Regions from separate parts of the Homo sapiens genome. Here regions 2 and 3 are each linked to region 1. The links are chromatin contacts, found by Hi-C or POLR2A ChIA-PET in ENCODE. All regions are on one chromosome and are shown on one strand. The core of a region is the stretch at or near the end of the contact, and the rest is flanking DNA. Distances in the headings are between cores, read along the strand shown. Region 1 holds the start of LINC02518 (long intergenic non-protein coding RNA 2518). Region 2 overlaps LOC105377956 (a long non-coding RNA gene). Region 3 has its middle 44 kb from the start of LINC02541.

Region 1 (4,143 bases), core at 677-3,176:
AAAAGTTATACTATTTATAAAGATCTCCTGAGAGGGAGTGTCTACAGCTTTTCTGGTAATTTCCCTTGGTACAAATGAAACCTGTTCATTTTCAAGGAAAATTGCACTGATGGCTACACATTCTTTTTCTTTTTAAATAAAATATTGGAATGGTGTTGTTTTTGGAAGCTGCTTGTTACCCAATGTTGCCAAAAAGGTTTTATTATAATGAGGCTATGTGTTAGCTGTTCATGTTTCTAGTGCAGCATAGCTGTATAAATTTTTTCTTTTTCTTATCTCGGATTTCAGATTTCCCTATTTTTTTAAAAGTGTATAGTAATAATATTTACCAGTATTGTTCATCCCTACCACTCAGTTTTCTGCATATGCTTGTATTTTCTATTTCCTGCTGATTTAACTTCTGTACTCTGTTGTTTATAGGGACTTGTCATATTTGCATAGTTTAAGTGCTCTGTCGTTTCTATCACAAGCCCTAGTGGGTAGGTACAACATCTATGTAGTTCGCTTGTGTAGTGCTTGGTGGAACATCTTGTGTTTCATGATTGATTTATGATGATAGAGATGATACTATAAAATAAAGCCAAAGGAAACTTTTAACAATAGGGTCTAATCCTGTTTGGTCCTCATTGGATGTCTCTCCACTTGTAGGGGAAAAAACTGGAGAATAATGGTTGTGTCATCATGACAAACAACTGACATAGTTGAGGCCAGTCGAAGGCCCAGAGCAACCCTGGTCCTGTAGTCAGAGACGACTTATGAAAATAAATGAATCTGGCTCATTGACTTGAGTTCTTGTACCCAAACTGGAAAGGTGTGGTACCTGACACAGGAACAAAGTCTGTCTGAAATCAGCTGTCCGGGATGTCATTTTCTCTAGTGCAGAGACTCGATTGCCTAAATTGGTAGCAGAGGTGGATGTTTCCTAACATGATCTTCCTTGGCCAACAGTGACTGACATCTGAGGTAGGTCTTACCTCTACCTTGGGGGCTCACTGCTTCACTGGTACCATATAATGGTGGCAGTTTAACAGTAATCTTAGTAGGTCTTTTTGGACATTTTAAAGCCACTGCTCCAAAGCATAAGCCAGGCAAAAAAATTGATTTCCCTCATCCAGATGTCCCCATTGTCCAACATAGGTGAGACATTTTTTAAAAAGGCATCTCCAGAAGGCGATTTTTGATCCCTCTCCAGATAAGAGGTTCAAGCCAGCTTTTTCTTATTGTGGGACATCAAAATTTACTATATGACCTGAAATCCTCCCAGGTGATTTAATTCATTCATAGGTTCTAGGAGAGAAGATGAAACTTTCATTTATCCCCATGCTACACACTGACCAATACTGCTTCACCAAACTTTTATCAGTCTTGTTGCATTTTATCTGTTTACACGAGATCCATAGTGCTTTCTCATCCCCACAGTAAACACTGAATTCTGTTTATAACAGAAGGGCAGGATCTGTGGGGAGCATCCGCAAAGTGCTCCAGGCTCCTTTTTCCCTTTTCTCAGAGACACCAGGAATGTGCCTTTGCACTGTTTTGCCAGCATCCTTAAATCATGATTAATTTAAAGCCTTTTCTCTCCTTGGTGAGGCCTGACACAAGCAACTGCTTCTCTGTCACATTGATTTTTCTGTCCTTGCAGATTCAGAGCCAGGGTTGAGTCCTCCTCACAGGGCGAGTTCTCTGACAAGGAAGTTTTGCAACCTAATTTACAGCTGGAGCCAAGCTTGTCAGTGAGTGCCAGAGGGAAACTGTCGCAATCGGCAGGCAAAGTATGCATTTAATAGTATTTATCCAAGCCAGTTTGTGATTTCTTCACTCTCTCCAACAAATATGTTATTTGTAATAGCTATCTTCTCTCATCTAGGTGTTTGAAAAATGTCTCTAACGTGTGTGGGCTGGAATGCATTTTGTTTTTTCTGCAGGTATATTCATTTAACAAGGGGAGTCTCTGAGGAGCTATCAAAAACTGCTTGCCATCTTTCCAAATCATCTCTGTCTGCAGTGACCATGTCTTAATCCTGAAGGAAAACAAGGTAATCTTTTCAAATAAACATTTTCAAGGATGTTTAGAGGGAACCAAATTGCTGGCATGTAGAACCCCCTTCCAGTGCTTAAAAATAGATATATTGAGGGAGCAAAACTCCAGTGAGTTGGAGTGTTTGGAAGTATTTGATATGTTCAGATGACTAACAATAATAAGCTAAATTGCAAGCAATGATCTGAATTTGTGTGTGTGAATATGAGTGTGTATGTGTCAAAGAGACACTGAGTATCCTGTTTCTCAATGTTGTTGGTGGAAAATGAGGCGCAGAGGGGTTACACACTCCCAGTAGGTAAGCAAGTTGGTAAGGGACTTTGGCAATATTTGACCCTAAGCCCATTAGATTTCACTGGGCTAACCTGACTCTGGGGAGAGTAAATATGAGATGAAGAAACATTTGATCATTAAATAAAAAGGAAGCACTGAAAGAAAAGCAATTGGTTGCATAAAACTTATTAATGCAATACTTCTGCTCTCAAGGAAGTTGACATGCAATAGAAAGAGAACATGTAGAGTATGGATTGAATAAACCAAAAATTATGTAGATGATGTAATTACTATAATTAAATCAAAACAGATTGTGTATGCTGGAACTTATTGTATTACTCACAACATAATTTTGTATAACTTTTTTTTAAACCTGTCTCTTTTCCTTTCTGGTCTGTGGGTTTCTGAAGGACAAACCTCTTTTGGCAGTTGGGCCTGAAGCCCCAGAACTTATGCTGGTCCTGGCACCAATGAGGACAGAAATGATTGAGCACATGAATTTGGTATTGAGTTTGACATTATTGTGCTTCATTTTTTGTGGGCCTGGGATGTTTTCTACGTAATTCGTTTATCATTTATTGTTTAAGGTGTCTGCATACTCAAAATATCTTTTTAATGTCCTCCGCCTATACATGACATAAATACTTTATTAACTTTGTTTAAAAAATCTTATCACAGTGCCATCCAACAGGAATATAATGTGAGCCATGTGTAATTTAAGATTTACTAATAGCCATATTAAAAAAGGAAGAAGAAACTGGTGAAATTAATTTTTAATAATGTTTTATTTAGCTATATTCAAAACATTATCATTTTAACATGCAAATATAAATTTATTAATATCTCTTACATTATTTTTTCTAGTAACTTTTTAAAATCTAGTTGGTATTTTATATTTAATGCACATTTTAATTCAGCCCTCAAACTTAATTGCAGACCATTGTATTTCAGTGCTCAATGAGCACATGTGGCCACCGTGTCAGCACATTTCAATAGTTCGCAGGTCAATGTAGAGGACATTTTCCCCCCACTTAGCATTTCATCCCTGTTATTATGCCCACTGAGTGCCGTAGTATGGAAAAAACATGTGTAGCCTAGTAGCACAAATGTAAACTGGGGTGACTAACATCCTAGTTTGCCTGAAGTGGAGAAGTTTTCTGGGACAAAAGACTTGCAATGTTAAAACCAGGACAGTCCTGATAAAGCAGAATGGTTGGTATCCCGCAAGTAAACTATGTTGGTCCAAACAATATATCCCCTCCATCACTGTGATTTGTTTTGACCTAAAGCATAGAAACCTGGCTGCCAATTATGGGATTTTTTTGGGAAGCCACTGGGAGAAAGAACCTTACTTTCTGCTGTGGTTATTATCAGCTAACCTTTATATCATGTGGGGAGAACCTGTTTGAAAGTATTACCTACTTTGGAGGAAATCACAATGAGAAAGAAACTGAGTTTTGGTGACTTATTTTTCAGTTCTTGGACACTGTCGTGTCTGAACCTATCCTATTTTTGGACTTTTCAGTGAATTAATACATTCTTTACACCTGTCTCCATATTGTTTGTTTAAACAGTTAAGGTTGCATTTCCATCATGTGAAACTGGGATAGTTCTAACTAATAGGTTTAGAAAAAAAAAAAAAAAAGAGTACAAGAAATCTAGTTGGAATTCTTTAGGTTCATAAGAAACATAATCAGGCTGTCTATTTTATTTTAACACAGCCTCCTCAAGCTACTGTTGAGTATGTATGTGGTGCTGCCTAGGAACAGTAGGTATTTTTGTGGAGCAAGGGATTGCAGACGGTGAAGTAGCTGCATACTGGCAATAACCTA
Region 2 (4,143 bases), core at 1,001-3,500, 310 kb after region 1:
CTCCATTGAAAAGAATAATGAAAAGGATAGCTCACTTCTGTGGCTACCTAATCTGTTCTGCAATGTCAAATCCATCTCACAGAAGTTCAATCTCAAGAGAAGTTCTACCCAAAAATTGAATAGCATGGTAGTTGCTCAAGTATCTATACATGTGTGTATTTGTGTGCATTTATTACATGTAGACAGAGCTTCTCTTTTATACTGGGCTGAAACCTCCCAGAAAATCTGTAACTCTTAACAGGAAGAAAAATAGGAAACAAAAGACACAAGTCTAAAACAGCAAACATTCAATTGAATATCAAAATTAAGACATTGGGACCTAACACATTCTTACAAAAGCACATACCTGCTATTGAATACTAATTTCAGACTAATTCAAAACATCTCGTTTCTTACAGGCTTTTTACAATTCTAAGAATACACAAACACACACACACAGATAATTTTATGGGACAATTCCTAAATTTTTCTAAGAATTTAATTTACAATTTCCATGTCTTGTTAATCAATGTAAAAATCAGAGTGGAACTAAAATGATCTTACACTAATTCACAAGTTAAAGTTTTGCTATTAGGAGAACGATTTAGTTAATTCTATCTAGTAAATATATATCAAAGTGTAAGCTACTGAAAATTAATATTATATACTTGCATGGTAAATTTCAATGTTCACTGAGCTTATTTAAAGTTTTTATAATGGAATACACACACACACACACACACACACACACACACACACACATGCTCCTGGATATTTAGAATAACTTCCCAAAAGGCAAATTCATTTCTCAATAAAGGTATCTCAACCCAAATATACTAAACTTAAGTATTAACAGCTTTCTTTGTTATAATACTAATCATCTATGAGTAGTATAGAAACAATATTACATGTATTGTTTTGTAAGATTCTGCACATTGTAAAAATATTGGGGGATATCTACATTCTGTCCTGCTTTTAAATTTGTGGGACTGATTTTATGCCACACAAGATTCAATTTCATAGTCTTAAATGCCTCAGAAGTGTTCTAGAGATTCATTGCCTGAACAAGACACATTGTCAATCCCCACCCAGGCAACAGGTCCATGCTTAGTTATTAAATAGTCCCAGACAAAACAGTAACCATGGTGCTTTCCAGCTAGCTGTAAAATACTTGATTTTCTTGCAAGGAGTCCATTCTGATGTTAAGAATTCTTACAGTCAAGCCATAGCCTTGTACGGTTAGTTATTATCCTTCATGTTGGAACTAAATCTCACTTTTTCTTTTGTACCCTCAGTAAAAACAAACTTTCTGACACTTCTTAAGCTCTCAATATATTAATTGAAATGTATGAGCAAACAGTTATTTATAGTGTTTTGTTTCTGCACCTCTTTTGGTCACTATTTAACTATAAAGATGAATAGCTCAAATTAAGTTTTCCCATTTTATTTTCATTGCATTGAGCTCTGTTGAAATATACTAAATATAATATATATAGCAGCATACTAAGGTTGAGTATTTCATATATAAAATAGAGATGCTCAATTTCTTTCCTGCTTCTAAACCTGTAAACTTCCCTGTCTGTACTATCCTGATCTCCCTCCATTCTTTCTCTCTCCACCTCATATCTAATCTTCCTGCCAATGCACAGTATTTCACCCTCTCAGCTCCTAAGAGAACTTACTCCATCAGTGATCCTTCTTTTTCTCCTGGGATTGCACTTTCTTTCTCATTTATCTAAAGATATTTTTTCAATATCAAGTGTCTCCTGCCTTAAAACAAAAAGATGAGGAGTGTTCCACATTTGCTGTCTTTCTTTACTTCATTGTTAGTCCAACCTCAACTCACTGAAATCTAGACCCTTCCCTCATTTCATTTAAGCTGCTCATACAATCTCATTACTGGCCTCTTTACGGTACCTTTTCCAGTTTTCATCTTATTTGACTTCTCAGTGGCATTGACAGCACAACAAATGACTACATTTTCCTTGCTGGAATTTTGCCCATTAGGTCTCAGAAAAACCATTCAGTCTAGGTTTTCCTCCTAATTTGCTAGGTATTGCTTCTCAGGTTTGGATAGTCATATTTTTCCAAGCATTCCTTAAATACTGTTCCTTCCCTACCCCCAGAGTTCAATCCTGGGTCTTTATTTGCCCTCATCCTGTTAACTCTTTCTGTGAATTTGTCCTTACAGTTGGCTTTCACTGACACTGAAAGGGATGATGACTAAAGCAATTGAAATTTCAAGCCCAGGATTCCTTCCTGAGCCATTGGGGCATGCTGGAGTCCCACAGTACCAGAAGTACCTCTTGGCTGACCCCTCCAGCTTCTAGGAGGTAATTATTAAAGTTCTGACTCCAACTGGCCTGGTCTAACTCTTCACGGTTTGCTATTTTCTTTTTCCTTCTCAATTTTGTGTGACTTAAAAATAAAACTTTTATTTAACTTAATAAATCTATCAATATTATAATTTTAAATTCTATTTTATAAATATCAGAAAATATAAAGATTTCATTGAATTACCATGAGCAAAGATTATAACAATATAATGTAACACTTATTTTATTGTTTTCAAATAATATTTTCATATTTAGTCATTAAATCCACACAACCAACACGTAACTTTATTATTATTGTTTACTGTAGGGAATTTAGGCTTCTAGAGGTTTGGAGTCTTGCCCATGATCACACACTAGTAAGTGACAGAACAAGAAGCTGAAATATTAGAAAAAATTACATATCCTCACATAAATATTTTATGGTCTTTAACTGTCACCAATCACAAAGTCGTGCTCCAGGGTTGAGAGTTGTTTTTCTCAAAGATGCTACAAAGAAGGAAACATTTAGTTTCTTATTCCTTGCTGACTTTTATTTTTTTGATAGAAGAAATAATTTAGTCCTAAAGCATTAGAAAAAATGAAAAATTAAAGAGGGAAATGAAAGACCATGAATCACCTACAAAGTGAGTTTTATATTCTACATAGTCAAGAGTTAATAGCATATGTATGCTTTCTTTTGCATGAGAGTGAACAAATTACAAGCTGGACAAGATGTATCAAAATTCAAAAATAAATCTTAATTTTTTATAAAGGATTTAAAAGCTACTTCTGCAAGATTCAGACAAATTGCTTGTCCTCAGTGCATTTTGCTCAGTTCTCTCATATGGTGATGGCCTTTTGACATTGGCTTTAAGGGCCTTTGCTGATCTTACCACTCGTTCCATATGTTTAAACAAAGCATGTGGTTTTGCCAGCATCCTGCCACAGACAGGGAAACATAATCTCTGAATGAGGCAGGAGCCCAGAGCCCAGAAGATCTTCAGTTATGCTGGGACGAGACTCCCGTCTAGCAATGAGGGGCAGTAACATTCCTCCCTGGCGCCTGCTGAAACAAATTTCAAGAATGGTAACAGTCTTGTTTTAAGGTTTTAAAACTATCAGTCTGGGATCAGCAGCCTTTTCTAAGAAGCTGTGGATGCCAAATTCCAGCTGTCACAACTTGCTTCTGTGAGAACCTCTGCTCAGTTGGTCAGAGACTTGGAAGACGAACCTCGTTAAGACTGTGAGCCACAGCTCTTTTCAGACAGACCAAACCCAAACCACAAATCGCCCTCTTGAAAACCCCAGCCTTTCCTTCTTGGTTTGGAATACAGGGTTAACACAAGGTTATCTGTAGGTTAGATGTGAGCACCCAAACAAAATATTTAGCCAACTATATGACTAGTTTGTGGTTTCAGGTTTTTATTTCAAAATATTTGCAGCCCATTAATCACTATCATGAAAGAGTCTTCATCAAGGAGTTCACACTCAGTTCATTTATTAGGCTACAGAATCAGTATTTATATACTTGTATCACAAAGAGAAAAAAATAATTGACCAAATTGAATCAGAAACATGTCTAGGATTTGAGGCCTTCAAGCAACATTTTTTTCTCTTTACAAGATTTTCAGTTATCCAATCGTGACTGCAGAGTGGGTGACATTGGTTCTCTTAGGGAAGGAAAGGTAAGGTTTCAGCTCCACATGCGCTTTCTCAAGACCAGAACCATGACTAATGAATTGCTCAACAGGAAAAATAGCTGATCTTCAAAGAGTTGAGAATGTGTAGCTGTAGTGAATATTACACATAAATAATGTTTATTGGACTTGAGTGATCTCTCATTACACTC
Region 3 (4,143 bases), core at 991-3,490, 260 kb before region 1:
GGCTAAGGCAGGAGAATCACGTGAACCTGGGAGGCAGAGGTTGCAGTGAGCCGAGATTGCGCCATTGCACTCCAGGCCGGCGACAGTGTGAGACTCCATCTAAAAAAAAAATAAAAATAAAAAAAAATTTCCAGAATGAAAAATTGTGGCCCATGTTGGCAGCATGCTCTGCTTCTGAGGGAAGTAAAAAAATCTGCTTTATCATATATATTTGGGAATTCTTGTTTGTAGCTTGGTCAGTGAAGAGAGAGGTCTTTAAACTTCTTTAATGACATGGAAACCTAGACAAGCATTCATAATAAAAGAATCATGCATAACGTTGGGAATCATAAATACTCCCAAAGAGATCACAGATGTTCTTCAATAAATTTATAAAACTGTGTCCAGAATAAAACCATATTCTCTAACAGCAGTAATTAGAATTATTAAACACAAACAAAAAAAACAAATAATTGGAAGAGATCATTGATTGTGGATAAACACACTAGTGGCATTTGCCTAGCTGCGTTTTCCACAGTTTTGTAAAAGACATATGAGCCAGGGTCATGGCACAGGAGAAAACTGTGCTGTATTCTTAAACCAAGCCCTGCAGAGGTCACCTAATTAGTTTCTCTGTTGATCTAAAGTCCAGAGCAAGGGGCTAGAGATGCAGATTCTAATTCTTTTTCTGCCAGCAATTTATAAAGTGAAAAAAAGCAAGTCATTAACCCCTGTAGTTTCCCAAACTCTAAATGGGTATTACAATGTTTGCCATATGTATCTCTCAGGGTGGCTGTAAGAATTAAATGAGGAGGAAATATATGAAAGTATTTGGAAAACTAACATAAAACTCTCTTTACCCAGACATTTTGCAATGACTCTGGATACAGCTATTGCCATTTACAAGCTGCTATGTATTCTTTCATAATCTTCGGTTAGGACATTCCAACAACTGACATGCCTTCAACTTCAGTTGCTGCGTTTTCTTCCTTAATAACCACATTGTTTCAGTGGTAAAAGTCTGTTATGAAAACCACCTCTTTATCTTCTTGTGAAAGTTGGAGCTTGGCTGTTGAAAACCATGGTAATAATGTTTATTTTTTATTTATTTATTTTTATTTTTATTTTTTTTTGAGACGGAGTCTTGCAAGGCCCACAGAAATCTGTGTTGAAGGGATTAGGCTGTCACCAGGCTGGAGTGCAGGGGCATGATCTCGGCTCAGTGCAACCTCTGCCTCCTGGGTTCAAGCGAATCTCCTGCCTCAGCCTCCAGAGTAGCTGTGACTACAGGCGCATGCCACCACGCCCAGCTAATTTTTGTATTTTTAGTAGAGACGGGGTTTCACCATGTTGGCCAGGATGGTTTTGATCTCTTGACCTCATGATCTGCCCGCCTTAGCCTCCTGAAGTGCTGGGATTACAGGTGTGAACCACCGTGCCCAGCCTTTTTTTTTTTTTTTTGTAGCCCTTATTTAAAGTTTTCATTCTCCTAGTAAAGAAAGCATCTGTCTTGTTCATTACTTTTTTCTTATCTTCTATCACAGGGCTGCTCACATAACACATACCTAGTCAATAGTTCTTAAATAAATGAATGAACAAACTCTATATTGTTAAGTGATTTTTCCAAAGGAGTTTAGTATTTGGAAGTTTCTTTGAAACTGCAAGTTTCTTTGGAAAGTCAACAATTTAGAAGAAAAATGTTTTAGAGGATGTAATCCAGTCATGAGAGAAATACTCAAACTAGTAGGTTAAGAACATACACATGAATTGCTGATTTGACAGATACCACCTGAACTGACATTGCTGGTGGCTCTGTTGTAGACAGGCCAACAAGGCCTGGAGTTGAAACTGAGATCAGATGGCACAATGGCTCATAAGTGAAGTTTTTTGGGTTCATGAGAGCTCACTAAATTTACTGTTTTTTTTTTTTTTTCCTCTTTTACTTTTTCCTTTCTAGTGAATGACATTTTCACAAGATTTTAAGAAATGTGGTTGTATGTTAAGTGGTGGCCTCCCAAAGTGCTGGGATTACAGGCATGAGTCACCACGCCCAGCTCATTCTGGAATTCTTAGGAGGCAACTGTTGTCTATATGCCAGGCACAGAGTCAGGATTTGGAAGGAATATCCAAGTTCAACCTTGGGCCCTAAGGAGCTCACAATGGGTTAGGAAGCCTTTAAATAAACACAAGCACCTGTGAAAATATCAGTAACTCCTTTTGATGTATGAGTCTTCATTTATTTAACAATATTTGAGTGCCTCATGAATCACGAGTCAGGCTACATATTCATGGTCAAAGGTGACTGAGACATGCTTTCTGTCTTTGTTGTTTTATTGTAAACATGTGATGCAGATAAATAAATAGACAAAAAAAAACCCTTCGTGACAAGGACAATGGGGACACATAATAGGGTCCTCTTATGGAGACTAGGATAAGAGAGAGTGTCAAAATAGGCCTTCTAGAGGAGATAATGTCTAAGCAGAAAATGGAGAAAAAAGATTGCCAAGTGTCATGAAAAGTGAACAGTGAGGCTGGTTCATGAAGGGGTGTTGGGGTGGGTGGGGTAAGAATTATTCCTGTAAGAGTCACCTGGGCTAGGTCACACACTGCCTTGAAAGCAGTATCGCATTTCATTGGACTGGATTTCATTGGACAGCCAATAGCAAGCCTTTGTAGGAATTTAAGCAGGGGAGTGACACAATCAGATTTGGCTCCTTAAAGATTCTCTTGACAGGCAATATAGATAATGGATTAGAGGGTGAGACTAAAGAGAAGGCTGTTATAGTTATCTAGGAAGAAATGATGATGTTTGGAAATGGAGTATTGGCAGTGTTGACAAAGAGAAGCGTAGGAATCTCAAAGATCTCAAGGGGTGGAATCTAAGGCTAGCCACAAATCCAGGCAAGGATCATGGCTGTAGCTGTAAGTACAGTGCAAGAAGGACCCTGGGATTAGGGTCTATGAGACAATACATACTAGCAAAAAGTAGGCTGGGAGAACTTTGAGGACAGAGCCTATGCAAGGCTGGCTTCATAGTTAGATATAGAACCTGTGCAGTCACACAGAACCCTATACTTGCAAGGGCCCTGTATTTGGTTGAATGCTCTGTTGTAGCCATTTTGAAATTCTTAATAATTTTTGGACAAAGGGATTCTGCATTTTCATTTGCACTGGGCCCTACAAATTATACACCCTGTCAGGACACTAGCACAGTAGTGAAAACATAGAAGCTGCTCATAAAAGTCAGTTGAATGAAGACATTCTTCTACTTGTAGGAAACACTCTCAGTGGGCTTGGGAGTCATGGGGCAAGGAGGTGCTAACAGGCTCTGCAAGACAAGAAGTTCCTCAACAGCAGCAAGGTCTTCTGTGTTCTGTTGGGTAGAACAGCATAGAGAGGCCTGGAAAGAGTGTGTTGGCAGCTAAAACTGAGCAGATGGACCTCAAGGATTTGTAAGCTAGGTTTGCCTAACCAACCAACTCATTCAGCTTCTCAGATGGTCTTTTTAATTACTTATAGACATCAGTCTTTATTTTTATTTTATTTTAGAGATGGGGTCTAAATAGGTTGCCCAGGCTGGTCTTGAACTCCTGGCCTCAAGTGATCCTCCCGCCTCTCAGTCTTTATTTAATACTTATTTAGATCATCCAGCAGCAACTTTTTTTCCCTACCGTAGTGACTTCCACTTTTGTTTATAGGTTACTCAGATCTTCTCCGAGTTGATTTTCTTTTGTCCTCTTTTCCATGCTGAGCATTATTTCTCTACGTCCAATTGTCATGTTGTGTAATTATTTTTAAATGAAGTATACTTACTGCTACAATTCCTGGGGGCAAATTATGTACTATATATCTTGTGAGCCTGTTTTTAGACTTAGAAATTATAGAATTATTGTTAACAAAATGTAATGACTGTTTGTGTTAACTCTTGAATTTTCCTCTTCCAGGTGACTTCTGCAGCCACTTTAATCATAACCTTCATTGACCTGTGTCCTTCTGAGGAATCTTATTCCTTCTAGGTCCTTTCCATTTAAAACTTTGCTGCAGGCCTGTCACTGGATAAACATGGCAACCAAGAAGCCAAATAATGCCTTTGCCCTGCTTTTATTTATTTTTATTTATTTATTTATTTACAAACTCACTCTGTCATCTAAGATGGAGTGCAGT

The links. A loop is a pair of places that touch in the nucleus more often than their neighbours do. ChIA-PET counts read pairs that join two places held with the same protein, here RNA polymerase II (POLR2A). Pooled maps may share reads with other maps.
Region 2: a loop to region 1 is called in a map of PC-9, with 13 times the contacts of the local background. The contact joins the enhancer-like site here to the promoter of LINC02518 in region 1. A Hi-C loop is called at or near these places in 3 of 168 maps with a recorded cell type or tissue (HepG2, IMR-90 and PC-9) and 2 of 50 pooled maps. POLR2A ChIA-PET finds 5 or more read pairs at or near these places in 1 of 52 experiments (A673).
Region 3: a pooled map shows a loop between it and region 1 (2.6-fold over the local background). The contact joins the enhancer-like site here to the promoter of LINC02518 in region 1. A Hi-C loop is called at or near these places in 1 of 50 pooled maps. POLR2A ChIA-PET finds 5 or more read pairs at or near these places in 2 of 52 experiments (BJ and PC-9).

What each region holds. Positions count from the first base shown.
Region 1 is chr6:113,431,230-113,435,372 of GRCh38, reverse strand. It overlaps LINC02518 (long intergenic non-protein coding RNA 2518), which reads left to right and starts at 1,926. Exons shown (of 2, transcript NR_149098.1): 1 at 1,926-2,036.
Region 2 is chr6:113,120,283-113,124,425 of GRCh38, reverse strand. LOC105377956 (a long non-coding RNA gene) reads left to right here. Exons shown (of 4, transcript XR_942894.1): 4 at 2,171-2,304. Among named protein-coding and RNA genes, the nearest start is that of LINC02518, 310 kb to the left of the region's middle. Within about 2 kb of position 2,250, at least 4 of the 41 ENCODE cell types and tissues checked have a DNase peak (open chromatin) inside an H3K27ac peak, as active enhancers do; they include PC-9, where a contact is called at or near this core.
Region 3 is chr6:113,692,493-113,696,635 of GRCh38, reverse strand. No RefSeq gene overlaps it. Among named protein-coding and RNA genes, the nearest start is that of LINC02541, 44 kb to the right of the region's middle. Within about 2 kb of position 2,240, at least 3 of the 41 ENCODE cell types and tissues checked have a DNase peak (open chromatin) inside an H3K27ac peak, as active enhancers do; they include PC-9, where a contact is called at or near this core.